Regions from separate parts of the Homo sapiens genome. Here region 1 is linked to region 2. A link is a loop called in an ENCODE intact Hi-C map of the cell type or tissue named here. Cell type or tissue: heart left ventricle. All regions are shown on one strand. Each heading gives the region's core, and the rest is flanking DNA. Links, peaks and the distances in the headings are about the cores only.

Region 1 (9,058 bases), core at 3,043-7,042, 68 kb after region 2:
CACCAGCTCTACTGACTTCTTGGAAACATCCTCTTCTTCACTCCAGCATCTTTCTACATCACCAGGTAGAAGATCACCAGCCTTAAGCAAGCTTACCAGGCAAAGGGCCTCGGTGAACAGAGAGGCCTGAGGTGGTGGTTAGTCCTGGTGTATTAGTCTGTACTCACGCAGCTAATAAATACATACCCAAGACTGGGTAATTTATAAAAGAAAGAGATTTAATTGAATCACAGTTCCACATGGCTGGGGAGGCTTCACAATCATGGTGGAAGATGAAGGAAGAGCAAAAGGACTTCTTACATGGCAGTGGGCAAGAGAGCTTGTGCAGAGGAACTCCCATTTACAAAACCATCAGATCTCATGAGACTTACTACCATGAGAAGAGTATGGGGGAAACCGTTCCCATGAATCAATTATCTCCATCTGGCCCTGCCCTTGACTCGTGGGGATTATTACAATTCCAGGTGAGATGTGGGTGGGGACACAGCCAAACCATATCACCTGGAGTCTGGGGAACTTGACCCAACACTGAACCCCCACTGCAGAATCTGAGCCACCTGGTTCCTGCCCTGAAATTCACAGGAGCAGAACTTGGGTTCGTGGTGGGTGCCCTCACTGAAGGGAAGTGATGTAGGGTGGTTAAGGGTGTAGGCTCTTGGTTCAAATTCTGGCTCAGTCATTTCCTTGCTGTGCCACCTTGGGCAGGTCGCTTCACCCCCATGAGTCTCAGTTTTCTTGTCATGAGACATAGATAAGAATTTGAAGATTAGGTGAGAAAATGCCTGGAATAAGACTAACACAGTACCTGAGACATAGTAGGCATTTGATATGTGTCCACTGTCATCAATTAGTATTCATAGTGATGCAGCTGGGTGACACAGAGGCTCTCTAGGGCTTGATCCTGAACCTCCAGGGATCATAGGTCATCCCACTCCCACCTCCATGCCTTTCGGTAGGCTCAGGGACGGACACCCTGATGGCCACTTCTTGCAGGCAGAAGCTGCATGCAGGATGAATACAGATGAGCTGGGGCCCAGCTCACAGGAGGCCAGGCTGACCCAGTGCATTACAGGAATGGCCTGTGTGATTGTCCCTAAAGAATCAGAAGGAGCATGGGCTGAGCATGGTGTGAGGTGGGGGCCACATCTCCTGCCAGGGGAGGGCTGGGGAGACCTCTGCTGCTCTCTCATCCTTCTGGGCACTTAAAGGGAGAAAAAGGAGACTGGATGGAACTGGAAGACTCTGTTCTTACCCATGTGGGTTCCATGAGTGACACATCCTCAAAGTTCACCTTACAATTTGCAGATGAGGACACTAGGGATTAGAGGGATCAGTTCAATCCCCAGTGACCCCACAGTGAGTGAGTTAGCTAGAGCGTTGTGGATCCTGAACAACTCCCAGGCTAGGACTCCTCCACTACCATCCCTCTGCAGGAGGCGACCCAAATCCCCTTCCCCTGGGCAAGGATCCTCCAGTGTGCCCACTGGCCAGCTTCTTGAAGCCCCATCATTTTTCTTGTCTTCAAAGTCTTTCCACCAAATATGCGTATGTCCCCTCCACCTGCCCCAGGGCTCAAAGTTGTCCCTGAGAAGTCCTTCTTTGGAGGTAGCTTTGTAGGAATGTTGAAGTATCTTCTACTTTAAAAATGGGAGTGGAGACTGGGAAACATGCCAGCATCCATTTCCTCAACTGCTCCCACTTGACTCAGCCACCATAATCTTTTTCTCCACTTGCCTTGGACCCTCCCCCAACCAAATTACAGGGATATCAGTGCCAAAGGTGATTTGCACTTAGTTTATTGACAAGTGGCCTCCCCGCTGTGCAGATGTGGAGCTTAGAATGAATCAGAGTGTATATGATGAAGAGAAAGTAGGAGGATTTGCAAGTAACTGTGTGTGGGTTTATATTTACATAATTCCTTCGAGTTTTAGATTTTCCTCTTCTTTATGGGTTTGTGGGTGAATTTTATGTCTTAGCTGATCTTGCAAGTCAGTAAAAAGAAGAGATAATGCATAGCACAAGTTTCAGCTCAGACAAACCCAGGTTTGCATCCCAGCTCTCCCATGAACCCTGTACATGGTACTGTGCCTCAGTATCCCCATCCCCAGAAGAGGCTAATCAGCATGCACACCACAGGGCTGTTGAGAGGATTTGATGGGATATGCATTAGTTATCTATTGTCAGGTAACAAATTACCCCTCAAATTTAGTGGCTTAAAACAACACATATTTATTACCTCACAGTTTCTGTGGGGCAGAAATCTGGGCACAACTTAGCTGAATCCTGTGCTTCAGTGGCTCTCACAGGTTGCAATACAAGTATCAGCTTAGGCTGGGATGGCACCTGAAGGCTCGACTGGGGAAGGATCTGCTTCCAAGCTCCTGCACTTGTTGGCAGGACTCAGTTCCTAGAGGGCTGATAGGCTGCAGGCCTCAGTTCTTGGCTGGTTCTTGGCTGGAGGCTGCTTCAGTTCCCTGCCACGGGAGTGTCTCCCACATAGCAACCTGCTTCACCAAAACCCAGAAGACAAGAAGGCAATATAAATAATCAGCCGGCAAGGCAGAAGTCACAGTCTTTTGTAACCAAATCATGGAAGTGACATCGTGTCACCTTGTTGAAGAAATAAGTTGCAGGTCCTGCTTACTCTGTCATCCCAGGAGGCTGGGATCTTTCAGGCCACCCCAGGCTTCCTCCCATTGGATAATTCATTACAGTGCTTAACACAGAAATTACCTGGCCTCCCACTACATCCCAGTCAGCCTCTCCCCACCCTGCCCTTCACCACTGCTCATTCTTCCCCTCAATCATTTACTCAGCAGGAGTTTGTTTGACACCTGCTCCGGGTCAGACCGTGGGTTGGACACTGGGAACAAGAAGACTCAGGCCCAAGGAGCCCCAGTCTATGGGGGAGGTAGGAATTCACAGTAATGTCATCCCCCAGGCCACTCAACCCTCCTCTGCCCACCGTGAATTCCACTCAGCCCCCTTGGCAGAATGCAGATGGACATGACACTCTGGCTCCCAGAGAACTAGATCATTCTGAGGCCCCCCTCCCCTCTCTCCCCACCTCTGCCTAAACTTTCTTTAAGAACCATAAAATAAAACTTGTTTATGCCAGGGCTTTGGTGCTGGGAATGCAGGCAGATGGCACCAACTTAGCAGCCTGGCAGACACAGAAGGTTCTGAACACAATCAGCTGGAATGGCCCAGATCTTCCCCCATCTCTGAGCCCAGTGTGGAGGCAGCCCTGGGAACCCTTCCCCGCTCCCCTCCTGACCAGACATCCTGTCAGCCAGAGGCTCAGAGAAAGGAAAGCAGGGGCCTCAGGAGGAGGCCCAGGGTGACAGGGCATCGTCCATCACCACCGCAGAGGGGCAGAGACAGGCTTGCTGTCCAGGGCCTTACACTCCCCTTTCACAGCGCAGGGCCAGTGCTGGGCAGGGGCTGCCCAGCCAGGGATGACTTGGCCCAGCCCCACTGCATCTAGGTGGGGCCACCGTTAACTCTGGCCAGTGGAATGTGGGTGGAAATGATGTGGACACCTCTGGCCGAGGTGGTTAAGCATCTGGACACCTGCTCCTCACTCACTTCTCCTTCCTTGATTCCCCTGGAGGCCATGCATGTTGATGATGTCATCCCAGATCAAGGAGTCTGGATCCCTGCATCACTACTCAGAAGAGCCACCCCCTGGAGGAAACGCCCCAGGCCAGCAGCAGCCACCTGGGCTTTGCCTGGGAGAGAAATCAACTCTTCCTGGGTGAAGCCACTGGGATGTGGGGGCTGTTTGTTATGCACTTCACCATCCTGACTGATACGGCCCAGCCCCACTCCTCATCCCTCCATCCAGCAGGTATTGATCAGGCTCCTCTATGTGCCAAACTCTGTGCTAAGGATGGGGACACACTGTGACTGAGACCCACAAGGTCCTTGCCACCACGAGGCTCTTGACTGCAGAAGCAGCCAAGCAAAATGAGCAAATGAACAACCAAATAATTCCATGCCGTGAAAAGGACCAGGAAGGAAAAGAGATGATGATGAAAAACCAATGCCAGATTTGGGGAAGTCCTGGTTGGCAGGAAGGAAACTTGAGAGGGAGGCTGGGAAGTGCCCCAGAGAAGGAGGGAGATGTAGGGCAGAGGAGGTTCCTGCAGAGAGGACAGAGGGGCAGGCCCCACCAGGCCTCGCCACTCCCAGCTTTATGCAAATTACTTCCCTCCACCCTTAGGATAATTGGGATAAGGGGCTGTTATTATCCCCATTTTACAGGGGAGGGAACTGTGACCCCAGAGAGGTGGGGTGATGGGGCCAAGTCACAGAGCCAGGAAGTGTGTTTGTCTTAGTTTTTGCTCTTTCCCATGTGGAGATGTGTCTGTGCGTGTCAAAGTCACCCTGGCAGTCGCTGGGTCCCTCTGGGGAGAAGCAGGCCTGGTTGTCCCTGCAGCCCTCCTGCAGGCCTCTGACAGCTCTGTCTCCCCCACCAGCTGGACCAGGGCTCCTCACACTTTAAAGTATGCACCCAGCACCTCAGGTGTGTGTTAAGTGCAGAGTCAGGCTCACCTGAGGTCCGGGGTGGGGCACAAGAGCCTACATCTCCCCACTGATGTGGATGCTGCTGTCACCTTCTGGGGCAGCAAGGACCTAGAATGGAGGGCAGCTTGGATTGAGCCCAGCTGGCCTGACCTTCTAGCCTGGCTTTCAACCTTCCAGTCTAGAGGACGGGCAGTCTAGATGACTTCCAGGAAGAGGATAGGACCCCACCCTAAAGATGGCCTGAGGCCAGGGAGGGTGTGGAGGAGAAGCAAGAAAGGAAGGGAGAGACTCCCACTGTCCGGGTCCTCTGGGTGTTTGAGTGACTCGTCCAAGGTCACATGCTGGATGGAGCAGCCACCCAAACCCAGCCTCAGATCAGGACCTCTGCTCTTTTGCCCAGGCAGAGGTACTGGAAAAAATTTCTCTCTGACCCATGGAATTGGGCTGGATGTGGCTCAGCATGAGGCAGGCCCCGGGAGAAATGTTTCATTCCAGAAAGCTCTTCTGAGAGCAAACTCTGAGTAGCTCTCAGATCTACCTGCAGTACTAAGTGATTTGTTCCTGATTGAGCAAAATGTCAGAGGTCACGATGTGACCATTTTTAATGTTCGAGTGTTTCTGCTTCCCTCACCTCTCACAACCTCCAAATTTGCGATTTTCTTCTCTGTCTCCTTCCCTCATGCTACGCCTAGGAAGCAAGGCCCCTCTCTTTCTTTCCTTCTCCCTTTTCTCTCTCTCTAACTCTTCTTTCCTTCCTTCCCTTCTTTCTTCCATCCAGTATTTTAGATTCTGCTTTGTGACCTGCAGTGTTCTAGACCCCAACAAGCCACAGTCCCTGAGATGCACAGAGCTCTACACTGTTCTCCTGGAACCTGCAGTCCCTGGGGAAGACAGAGGAGGTGATTAAGGTGGGACCCTGGCCTGCCCAAGACTGGCTCTCTCACAGGACCCTGGGAGTGGACAGTGGCACATAAATCAGCAGTGACAATCCAGACTCCCTCCTTCCCTCCCAGCCAGGATGCAGCAAAAACACAAAGTGTGTGGGCAGGAGAGGAAAGGGGCACTAACTCTGCATATCAGGGAGGGCTTCCTGGAGGAGACATTTGAACTGACTGTTAAAGAATAAATGGGCATGACCAGTAGAAGACAATGCCAGGGCAGAATATGTCAAGAGGATTCTCTTCCAAGGTTGTTTACTGAGTGGATGAATGGATAAATGGGAGAATGAATGAATGAATGAGTTTAATCCAGACTCACCTTTTGCCAACAGAGCTGGGCCTAATGTCCAAGCTCTGACACTTGCTCAGGTGGCCCTCTGCCCCTCTGGGAGAGGAAGGCCCTTCTCCTCCAGCTGCCAGAGTCCTCCCTAGGGCTTCAGGGTCTCCCTTAACCCCAGGAGTCTCCTGCTCAGGATCCTGGAAGCTCGAGGTTCTCCCAGCCCTGGATTTCTCTGTCTGTAGTTTGCTCACAGCTTTCAAGAAGCAGCAGAGCCATGGAGAAGAGCACAGACCTGGGCACAAAACTCACCCATGCCCCCTTGGTAGCTGTGTGGTCTTGAGCAAGCCACTGCATCTCTCTGATCTTCAGTGCTCTCGTCTGGAGAGTAGCTTGATTATAATGATGCCTACCCCAGTAGCCTACCCATCTTTGCATATGACTTCCGCTATGAAGAGGTGGCGTTTCTTTACTACTGCCTCAGTATGCACGGTCCTGTGACTTGCTTTGGCCAATAGACTATGTTGCATGTGTAGGTGTCGATTTGAAGCCTGTACCTCAAGGGACTCCCCCATTTGGAAATTTGACATCTCTGTTTAAACAACCTGAGGCCATCTTGCTGGATAATCAAAGACTACACAAGGCCCTCAGATAGGAGAGAAAGCCAGGCAACATCAGCAAAGCCAACACACAGATGAGGTAATAGCTGACTTCAGAAGACGGAGAGTGCTTGACCAATGCAGCAGAATTGTCCAGCCCACTCAAAGAGTTGGGAACTCAATCAGTACCCATTGATTGAAGCTACTCATTCTCATGGTTGCAGCACACCATCACAGTGGCAACATATAACTGGAATATGCTCCAAAGTGTTATTGTGAAAATGAAGTAAATCAGTAGATAGAAGGGCTTAGAGCCTGTGCCTGGTACCCAGGAGGCTCTAAATGGGTATTGCTAGGGTTATTGCTTCAGCAGTGCCTGCCGTCAGGTGGAGCTTGTCCTTGTCATCAAAGTAAAGGTCGGGATGAATGGCTTCCTCCATGCTCATGATGGGGCTCCCACATGTCATCACCAGCCTGGACACCAGGACATTGTTACTTAGTAGCTCTTTGGGAAATGTCTTCACCTCTCTGATGTTGTATTTGCTCATTTGCAAAGTGGGGAAGGGGAAGCTAACATTGCAGAGTTCCTGGGAGCCTCCTGTTGTGCAATCAGCCAAGTTGAGCCCACTCAGGTTCCTGCTCTGGGAAATATTGACCCACGATGCAAAATGAATTGTTGTGGGAGCCCACCTTGAAGGGCACCATCCAGGGGGTTGCACAGGGAAGGAGGGGGAGACAGGCTTGGGTGACTCTCAGTCCTGGAGGGCCTGACTCTGTCCTGTGTCCTTTCCTCAAGTCCCCTTGATTTATTTGGGGTGATTGGTTCATATCCAAACATCCCTGGCTGGTCTTTTCTCTCTCATCCAATAAGAGCTGATTATCACAGCAGCCCAGACATTTCTCAGTGAGCTGGCCCTTCCTGAAACATCAGGGAAATATCTGCTTCCCCTTGTAAGATCCTTGCGGACAATGACTTTGTTGTTCTTATTTATCCTGTCACTCCCTCACTGAATACGGGATCAAGCATACAGTTGGTGCTCAATAATGACGTGTCAAATAGCTAAATGAACGCCCCACAGATGCCGACACTCATCATTCCCGTCCCCTCTTTCCCGGAAGCTGTCCTTCTCCCTCTAGGATGAGCCACAATGCTCCTACCTTCAGATCACACTGTCCAACACTGTCTCCATCTTGGTCCACTGTGCTGTGGCTTAAGGGTTGATTTGGAAACACAGATCTGATCACATCAACCTTGCTTCCTCTTTGCCCTCCACTGTCTCCTTGCTGTTGGGATGAAGACTCAAATCCTTAAAGTGGCATTTGAGACCCTTGCACAGTCTTGGGTCCTGCTCTTTCTGCAGGCTCCCACCCACTCCCTGCCTTTTAGCCACACAGGCCTTGAACTTCTTTGTGGTTGCCAAGAGCCCTCCAGCCGCTGGGCCTTTTCATGTGCTATTGCCTGGTCTGAACACTCTCTCTGAGCTCCAAGCTCACCTGATAACTCTGCTTCGTTGTTCAGATGGCAGCCGAGGGGATCACATCCTCAGGGATGCCCTCCTGGCCTGCCTTGAAATCCCCTCTTCAAGTGCTCTCACGCATGCTGAGCCTCTCCTTTGGAGCACCTATCATTTTACGCTGCTTCGTGTGATTCTAGATTAGATTAGTCTCTGTCTCCTCTAGACTGAGCTCCAGGAGGGACCGTGGCAGTTTTGCTTACTGTTGATTCCCCTAACACAGTGGTTGTCCCATAGTAGGTGGTCAACACATGTGTTACATACAGAATGGTGGCACTGCAGGTTTCAGAGTCCCTCCCAGGGTGGGGACTATGACTCAGGCGGATGGCTGGTACTAGGGTCAGGCAAGCGAGGTGCCTAGGCCACAATATTTAGGGAGGCATTCGGCCATCTCCAAATCGCTGGTGCCAACCTCAGGGTCTGCGTTTCATTGGCATTACCAAATGCCAGCCAAAGGGAGTGAGGGGAGACAAGAGGGAAAAGACTCGAGGTTTCAAAGAATTGCCGGCTCAGCTTCCTGGGCCTACATCTGGAAAGCTGATCTGTGCAGAGGACGGATGCCTCTCCCACGCACACAGGCATCTGGCTCCCAAAATAGTCTTAAGAATACCCCTCTGCAGCTGAGCTGATGTGTATTTTCATACCCGCCTGATGTTGTTTTGCTTCTGCAGGCTCATTACAGGAACAGGAAAGAGAAATGGACTAATTGTCCCAATTGTGGACATAATGGGGGGATTCTTACCTTTGCAAGCTGCGGCTCACATGGGGAATTTGCAATGGAAATCTCAGGGCCCTTTGGTTACACAGTTCTCAGCTGATGAGGCGCTTTGCAGCAATTGTCTGTGTGGCTGGTGGGGCTGACTGGCTGATGGAATGTGGTCTAATGGCCTCATCAGAGGCTCTTGTGAGACCACAGTCCCCCTTACGGAAGACGGGCAAGGGTGCCGCTCCCATTCCAGCACACCTGGGCCGGGAACCAAGTGAACAGGAGGTTCCCAGCAGCTCCTGCTCTACCCGACACACCACCCCCTACCTGGGAGCTGCCTCCCATCCTGCCTGGATGCAGCTCCACCTGCTCTGAGGAGAGGGTCTTGGGGAGCCTGTTCCAGGAAGACCTTGACCCTCCTGGTGGAGAAATCCAGGCCTGAGTCCTAAAGATTTGGGGGCAGCAAACTGTGGGCTGTGCCTCCCTCCCTGCAT
Region 2 (9,058 bases), core at 2,960-6,959:
AAGGAAATGCACTGGTTCCTCTGAGAGGTCAGTCCAAGAGGCGGGGTAGGCAGGGGTGGGAGGAAGGGCTGATCCCAGAAGGATAACATGCATAAACTACCTCCAAATACCAACCTAACAGATCACAAGAATGGGCACACATAGAGAGCTTACCAGGCGCTGGACATCCTAAGCATTTTACATGCTTTGACTCATTCATTTGCACACCAACTCTGTGAAGCAGACTCCATGAGGGAGAACAATCCTCATTGTATAGAAGAGAAAACTGAGGCTCAGAGAGGGTATGTGACTAACTCAGCAGGTGGCAGAGCCAGGAGGTGGACTGTGGTGTCCTGGCTCCAGAGTTTGGGTCTTAACCACTGGCCCCTCTCCCCACAGGCTGTGTTCAGGTTGGATCACAGGCAGCCTCACCTGTTAAGCATACTGGCTTCCTTCAGTGGGAAATGTGGAGCCCTTGACTGTTTCTAAGCAGGGGGATGGCAAGGTCAGAGTGTGCCTGAGAAGAGCAACTGGCAACAGCATGGGGCAGGCCTGGGGGTGGGAGGAGAGTGCCCATCTGGGCCAGGGCCAGGGCAGAAGGGTGGATGGGGCGCATCTCAGATGCTTGCTAATCTCCCCTTGGCCCTGGTGTTGTGCTGGTGAATAGGTTAAATAAGTGCCAGGTGTGGGGAAGGGGCTGGTTGATGACGATGGTGGTCCAGTTCTGCAGGTGTGCTGGGGCTGGCATTGTTTTTTTTTTTTTTATTTCCAGTGAACTCTGCCCTCCCTCAAGAAGGAGGCAGGCAGGGCTCTGCCCCATACACTCTCCTTATATTAGTCTTCTATGAGAAACAAGGCATCCAACACTTGGCAGCTTACAAGAACACCTATATTTTATCTGCTGCCGTGGGTCAGGAATCCAGTTCCCTGTGCAACTGGAGAACAGAGTCCTCCTCCCTCCCAGCCAGGTCCCCCCACTCCCACACATCTGAGGCTGACGTGTTCCCCCTCCCTGGCACCCGGGTCCTGAGTGGGTCAGGGACCCAGCCCTCCAGCCCAGGTCTTTTTCCTTCAGAGACCTCGGGAGACACGGGGTGCTGGGAGCCAGAGTACGGACAGCCTGGCCGTAAACCAGCGAGAGGCTCCCATCACACCCTGCACAGACAAGGCCCCAGTGGGAAGCAGGGTCTCATGCAACTGACTGCCCAGCATCATCCGCTCCATGTTTCAATTACATCTCGATGGTGCTGGAAAGATGCTCACAGCTAGAACTTCTTCCTTGACAGCAGCCTTGGAGGGGCAACGGGCGCAGAGGGGACAGCGACATGCCAGGCACCACACCAGGGGCTTTGCATTAAATGTTTATTTTTCACATTAACATTTGCTTAGTGGTTATTAAAATCCACCTCTAGTATTCTGGGAAACTGACATTCAGAGCAGTAAAGCCACCTGCCCAAGGTCACGGCCAGTGTGTGGCTGAGCTGGGATTCAGCCCCAGGCGAGTCTCACTCAGAAAGAAGCCCATACTCCAGTACTAGGGACACGGCTGCCCGGGAGACACCAGGACTCCGAGCTTCACCAACAGGCCTTTTTATCCACCCTGGGCCAGGTGCTGTCCCAGGATACAGCACACAGCTGAACAAAGCCCTTCAGGTCTAGGGTGATGTGAGAAGAGAAGGAGGAAGGGGGCAAAGCAAGGAATTCTCCAGGAGTGAACAGAAGCTCCCCTGGGTGGGTCAGGACGCTGTGTGGTTACTGTATTAAGTAAACCAAATGCAGCTGGAGGGCGTCTGAGCACAGGTGCCCAGGATCAGTCCCTGCAGCTGTTAATAATTGAGAAAATCCAAAACACATAAAGTGTCCATGGAGAGGAAGCGGTGAAAGAAAGAGGCCTTCATATGGTGTGGTGTGGGCTGCTGCTAGAAAGGATGGGGAGGAGTTTTGTGTGTTGACCTAGAGGATGTCCCTGAGGCATGGTCAGGTGGAAAAAGGAGGTTACAAAACAGGAGGCGCAGGATGAACCGAGGTCAGCCTCCACTCTTGCCTGGACTATGGTGTTGGCCTCTGGGCCCCCTACCCATTCCCTGCAAACCCCCGCTGTCACCCCTGCAAACTGCTCTCCACTCAGCAGCCAGTGACATCCTTGGAAAACCTGTCAGGATGTGTCCTTGCTCTGCTCAAAGCTCCCCAAAGGCTCCTCATGGCACTCAGAGTAAACGCCCTGGTCCTTCCAAGGCTTCCCCTCCTGCTGCATGGGCCTCCTGGCTGCCTAACAGGCACGTTCCTGCCTTGGGCCTCTGCATCTGCTGTTCCCTCTGCCTGGAATGTCCCACCCACCTGCATGGCCCATTTCTCATTTTGTTGCAGTGGGTAGCTAGGCAGGTATGAACAGGGCAGGAGAGGGTTCCCCCCTCCCCACCCCAGACACACACCAGGAGTGTTGGGCGACCATCAGGTGATGGTCAGGCAGTTGTTAACTGTCTCTCTAAAGTAATAATTGGTCACAGCCGGCACCAGGGAAAGGCTGACTTCTAATAGAAAACACCTGAAACTAGTGATCAGCTCAGCAGCTTCCCAATAAGATCTTAGGAGTTGGGAAAAGTGATGCAAGACCCCGGACGTATGCCAACACAGGAAACCCCAAGCCAAAAGGTCAAATGGTGCCTGTGTCTTTCAAGTCACCCCCTTGGCCTTCTTCCAAGTATACTTTCTCTCCTTCCCACTCTAAAGCTTTTTAGTAAACTTTCACTCCTGCTCTAAAACTTGCCTCAGTCTCTCCTTCTGCCTATGCCTCTGAATTGAATTCTTTTTGCTGAGGAGGCAAGAATTGAGGTTGCTGCAGACCTGTACAGTTACCCAAAGCCATGTCCCTAGCACTGGAGCACGGCTTTCTGAGTGAGACTCGCCTGGGGCTGAATCCCAGCTCAGCCACACACTGGCTGTGACCTTGGGCAGGTGGCTTTACTGCTCTGAATGTCAGTTTCCCAAGATACTAAAGGTGGATTCTAATAACCACTGAGCAAATGTTATTATGAAAAATAAATCAAACGTTTAATGCAAAGCCCCTGGTGTGGTGCCTGGCATGTCGCTGTCCCCTCTGCTCCCCTGGCCCCTCCAAGGCTGCTGTCATGGAAGAAGTTCCAGCTGTGAACTTCCAAGTGTACTTACTTTCCTTCCTTTCCTTTCTACTCTAAAGCTTTTTAGTAAACTTTCACTCCTGCTCTAAAACTTGCCTCGGTCTCTCCTGCCTTATGCCCCTGGGTCGAATTCTATCTTCTGAGGAGGCAAGGATTGAGATTGCTGCAGACCGATAGAGATATGGATTCGTACCGCTGCTGACATACTTTGCAGACCTGTGACTTGGATACTTTCGGCTGCTAACAATTTCTCATGTCATGCATGGCCTCTGCTTTGCCAGGGGACTTTCGTGACACCTGCATCTAACACAGCAACCCCCATAACTCTCTGTCCCTCTTACACTGTTTCATTTTCCTTCATGGTACACGTCACCTGACATAGTTCCTATTTAATGATTATATTCATGCATCACTGTCACCTCCACATACACCCAGAATGACTGGGCCCTGGGTCCTGGGGGCTCAGTTAGCCTTGATCCCTGCTGTGTCCCTTGGGGTTTCCAGGGCAAGACTGAACTTGAGGGCAGGCATTTTTGGGACTTGGGTAAATCAGTTCCCATGTGATCTATTGAGGTCTACCTGGCTAGAACTCTCCTGTGGCTGCTGATTACTCTAGAGATAAGCACCACAGTCCTCCATGAAGCCTGCACTCCTGCCCGTCTCTGCCCAGCCCCATCTGGCACTGCCCGCTCACTTCCTGTCTGGGCCCAGCCCCTCTGGCTGTTTTCCTGTTCTTTGTCCTTGCTTTGCTGCCTCTTGCCCCAGGGCCTTTGCACATGCTCCCTTGGGTTCAGCATGTTGTCTGGCACATAGCAGGTGCTCAATAAATGAGTGAATGGGAGTGAATGGATGAATGAATGAATAAATGAATGGCATTGCCTCAGGTGCAGCTGGGAGAAGGCTGACAGGTGTGTCCCTGTAACATCTGTGTGGCAAAGCTCAGGACCCAGGGGAAAGAGAGGAAGATGGTCATGGGGAAGAGGGGGGCCCAGCAGAGGACAGGGACAGGGAGTTGCCCCCCTCTTTCAGCCTCGCAGGCAAACCCAGTCTCTTCACCCAGGACAAAAGCACCAATGAGTTTATCACGTTTCCTTTCCCTCTCTTCACCCTCAATCTTGCTGCAGTGTTCCTTAGACCAGGTGCCCAGATTTCATGATACAGATGCTCCATCTGTTCCTTAACCACTGCCTGTCCATGGATACTCATTTGTTTCTGATTTTCTCAGTTATAAACAGGGCTGCAGTGACTCATTCTGGGCATCTGTGCTCAGGTGCCTTTTGAACTGGAGTTTGGTAACTTGTCACATAAAATGTCTTTATACATCCTGCACTACCACCATCACTATTTAAGAGGTGGCTGTGGAGAAGCAGAAAGGGCCCTGGGAAGGCAGACAGGGGATGTGACTTCCTTTCTGGCACTGTCTCATCCTTCCAGAAGCCGACCCTGGTGGTCCCAGACTGCATGGACTTCATTCCTGATTCCTTTGCATTGTGTCTGCACCTTCCACACACTTCCCTGCTTGTCCATTTCATGGTAAATGGCAAAACATAATTTATATTGGAACCCCCACCAATACCCTCCTCTCCAAGAACTGGGAAGTTCTTCAGGGTAAGAGCTCTGTCTGATTCATTTCTGTATCCTCAGCCCCTGATGATTGTTTGACCCTCAAGTGTAATGAACAGTTTACTATAGACAAGCCACCGCCCTGCCCCATGACTCAGTTTCCCCTTCTGTGAGATGGGAGTCTTCCTGGAGGGCATGTCCCTAAGGTCCTTCCCACTCTAGGATTCCATGGTCTAATTGATAAGCCAGTAACCTCTTGGAGCCTCAGTTTCTCCTTCTGTAACACAAGGTGGTAATAACACCCACCTCACTGAGTGCCGTGAGAGGGGCCAGCGCGGTGGCTCACGCATGGAATCCCAGCACTTTGGGAGGCCGAGGTGGGTGGATTACTTGAGGTCAGGAGATTGAGACCAGCATTGCCAACGTGGTGAAACACTGTCTCTACTAAAAACACAAAAATTAGCTGGGTGTGGTGGCGGGTGCCTGTAATCCCAGCTACTCGGGAGGCTGAGGCGGGAGAATTGCTTGAGCCCCAGGCTGTAGTAAGCTAAGATTGGGCCACTGCACTCCAGCCTAGGAGACAGAGCAAGACTCCATCTCAAAAAAAAAAAAAAAAAAAAAAAGGCAGTGAGGATACCTGTGTGAAGTGCTCAGCTCCTCACTCAGGAGGGCAAGAGGGGCTGCTGCTGTGATGGGCACTTATTCTGCTGGGTGTGGCCACTGCTATAATGGGAGGGGCTGCTCCTCTGGTGGGCATGGCCACTGCTATAATGGGAGGGGCTGCTGCTCTGATGGGTGTGGTCACTGCTATAATGGGAGGGGTGCTGCTCTGATGGGCGTGGTCACTGCTATAGTGGGAGGGGCTGCTGCTCTGATGGGTGTGGTCACTGCTATAGTGGGAGGGGCTGCTGCTCTGATGGGTGTGGTCACTGCTATAATGGGAGGGATTGCTGCTCTGATGAGCCTAGCTGCGGACATCTGTCTGGAGCCTCTGACCTACTTCTCACTCCACCCATCTCCACCCAAAACATTTGCTGTCAGTTCCTGGAAGCTGCTCTGAGTCATCACTGGTCTAAGCTTTTAAGCAGCATTTTACCATTTTGTCCCCACAACCCACAGAAGGGCTGAGATAAAGGTCTTAAGCAATTTGTTTGAAATGCAAAACACTCCTGTCCTCCCTCTGTTTAAAGCCCCTCAGAGGCTCCCACTTTTCCTAAAGCAAAGACCCAAACCTTGAGCTCTGCTGTCAAAGCCCTGTGAGGCCCAGCTCTCACCCGGGCCCCTCCAGCTTCATTCCCAGCAATTCAGGTGTGGAAACTGAGGCTCACCCAAGGCCATTCTGTCTGGAGATGGCAGAGTCCTATTCAAACCCAGGCCTGTCAGGGATCAGTCCTGGGGAATTACTGGCTGGCAGTCGGTTCTGAAACACCTGCCTCCTGGTGCCCATCCTGTGACCCTTTTAAAAGCAAACAAAGGCTGTTTCTACTCCTCTATCTGGGTTTGATGATCACACATGGCTCCGAGGGCAGCAAAAATACTGTCCAGTCCAGGGTGTTTATTGATCAGAATGAATGGATGGCCTCATCCATGTAGGCCTCCTGATGGATTGGTTTCCATGCACCCAGCCGTCCCCATAGCCCCAGCTCACCCTGATTTGTTTTCCTCCCGACAGCTGCACATCTATTGATTTAGAGGGAATCTGTCAAAAGGCACTGAGAGGCTCTGATCTGTCGTGGCTACGTATGGTAAGAACTCGAGAGCCTTTGAAGGAGATTAGTAATTCATAATCACTGTGATTTGGGTCCCAGGCCCACAGTCCAAGGAGATGCTCCCTCGGCTCCTCATTAAAGAGCTAACTGTGTAATTTGACAGCGTAGCTGTTGTGTCTCCACTGCCCTTTGCTGAGTCTTTAGAGCCATTTAGATGAAGGCATGTGGCAACTCTGCAGCAGTGTATTGGGAGTGGAGACCTCTGGGCAGCCTTGCTGGCATAGACAGCAGCCCAGAGCCCGGCTCACCTGGCGGGGGCTCCAGTCAGCCCACTAGAAACGTGGACACCGAGCCCGTGGGAGCTCTTTGCTTACACTTGCTTCCTCCTACAGACCTTCATGCAGCCAATATCCCTGGGCAGCCACTGAGCTGCACTGAGTATTAACAAACCAGGATTCGAGGCTGCACACAGCTTCCCTTTTCCTTTGTTCGTTATTGATCTGGTAGGGAGGGTGTCCTTAGGCCCTGGGTTTGGGGGATATAGGAATATGATTTAGGGTGTCCACCCTCAGGAGCTCATCATCTGATGGTGGAGGCAAGTGCCTGAGTGGAGAAGCGTGAGGCAGACTGACAGTGGGGGTAAGACAGGGGTTGTATTCTAGTGGCACTGGAGTGAGGTGGTAAGGCCCAGAGGTACATGGGTTTGAGATAGCTCTGCCACCAGCTGGCTGTGGGAGTCAGGGACAGTCACTTACCTCACTGAGCCTTGGTTTCTCATCCCTACAATGAGGATCAGTTTGGGATTTGAGGGAGTTGGATTAGTTGATTCAGTTAAGTGCTTGGCACAGGGGCTGGCACACAGTAGGTGCCTACTAAACAGTAGCTCGCCTTTATGCATCCAGTAAGCAGGTGTTTAGTGAGCACCTGCTGCATGCCAGGCCCTGCTCAGGGAACTGAGAATTCGATGGTGAAGAAAACTAGATGCAGACCTGGTCCTCAGGGACCTTAGAGTCTAGTGGAGGAGGGGGAGGCCATTGATTAAAGAATCCCAGAGCTGAATTCAAATCACAAACAGAGATCAACTCCGAAGAGGAAAGGTGGGACCTAGGGGTGCCTATTGCAAAGGATCTGGGCCTAGCCCTGGGGCAGGAGTCCTCCCCAGGAAGATGACAGGTCAACCAAAATCTGCAGTAATTAGACATTTACTATCTGCAGGGGTGAGAAAGAAAATTCTAGATCTGCAGTGCCCCTGTGGCAGAGGAACCCCTGACACCTTCTTGGCTGAGAAGTGGCTGCTATGGCTGGAAAGCAGAAGGCAGGCGTGAGTGGGGAGGGAGGGTGTGGGGAAGCAGGTGCCCCAGGGTGTCCAGGTCACACTAAGGCTTCTGGATTGTACTGGGAGCAGGGGCAGAGTGGCAGGGTGGTGTTTCCACACTGTCCCTCTGGCTGCTGTGGGAAATTGGCAGGGGTAGACAGCAGGTGGGGAGGGCAGGGCCAGGTGGGGGCCAAGGCAGTGGCCAGACCAGAGGTACCAGTAATGGAGAGGACAGGACAGATTCCGAGACATGAGGAGTGCATGGGCAGGACTGAATGTGAGGTTGGGTGAGACAGCAGAGGAGGTATCAAAGGGAGGAAAATGTTCCAGAAAGAAAGATCAGCTCAGAGATGGAAAGAAGTCTCCTGGCTGGGGTGACTGTATGGATGGTGGCACCAGACATGGGAAGAAGGGACCCAGAGAAGGCTCATTTCTGGGGAGCATGGAGCTCATGAGTCTGGACCTGTGCACGTCCAGTCTGTGATGCCTTTGAGATTCCACACCTGAAGTGGAGTTGGGGGTTGGGTCTTTCTCTGCGGACCCCTAGCTGGGAGGCTATGAGGGTATTCAGAAGAGAACGGTCCAGCTCTGCTCTCAGGGGCTTACACATGGGGACTCCATGGACCATCACAGGTAAAGGTTGTTGTTAAGAACAGTGGACACCCTATGCTATGGGGTTGTGGGATGGAGGTCAAGGTCAGCTCTGAGGGTCACCTCTGAGCTGAATCCTAGAGCATGAACAAAATTCACCAGGCAGAGATGGGGAAGGACACCAACGGCTGAAGGGCAGGTTCAAGGGAGACTGCGGTGTTGGTGTCTGGGAGGGGAAGCAGTACAGGAGGCCAGAAGCCACAGGGGTCAGAGCAGGAGGGGCCTTGAATGCCGGGTGCAGGGTTTGCTCGTTATCCTACAGGCCCATTCCAGTTTCAGCAGGACGACGTGCTCAGGGCTGCAAAAGTGTGGGAAGGTAAAATGTTGCAGGAGGAGGCTCTGGCAGCAAATCAATCAGTTAAGAGGCCTGTGATGGTACAGGTGACAGACTAGGGCAGGACAGACACTGTGGGAATGGTGTGACGCTGGTGGACAGGAGTGGCCTCAAGGGACAAGAGGACTTGGGCCAGTGAAAGGCATAGTGTGGAGTATGTTCAGAGGGCTCAGAAACTGGAAGAGCAATAATACTGGAGTGCTCCGTGGGCCACCAATGGGAATGACAGACACATTCCTGAAGGGCCACCTTGCAGGGTATCGAGTCATACAACATGGGTTTGAGACAGGACATTATTATATGAACACCTGTAATAAGCCTTCTAGCAATCCTGGAAAGTAGGTGCTGCTGTCACCACTATTTTCTAGAT

What was found. Peaks named below come from ENCODE experiments on the same cell type or tissue, not always from the same donor. Only the 100,000 strongest peaks of a DNase experiment are listed, where the experiment ranks them.
Region 1: a loop joins it to region 2, with 4 times the contacts of the local background. A loop is called at or near these places in 2 of 110 quality-filtered maps.

What each region holds. Positions count from the first base shown.
Region 1 is chr1:30,119,795-30,128,852 of GRCh38, reverse strand. No RefSeq gene overlaps it. Among named protein-coding and RNA genes, the nearest start is that of LINC01648, 87 kb to the right of the region's middle. In heart left ventricle, for the core only: no CTCF peak of the experiment used is centred there; a DNase peak (open chromatin) is centred at 4,772.
Region 2 is chr1:30,187,979-30,197,036 of GRCh38, reverse strand. All of the region lies in intron 1 of LOC105378617 (a long non-coding RNA gene), which reads left to right. Among named protein-coding and RNA genes, the nearest start is that of LINC01648, 150 kb to the right of the region's middle. RefSeq lists enhancers at 2,164-2,664, 6,171-6,701. In heart left ventricle, for the core only: no CTCF peak of the experiment used is centred there; no DNase peak of the experiment used is centred there; H3K27ac peaks cover 419 bases.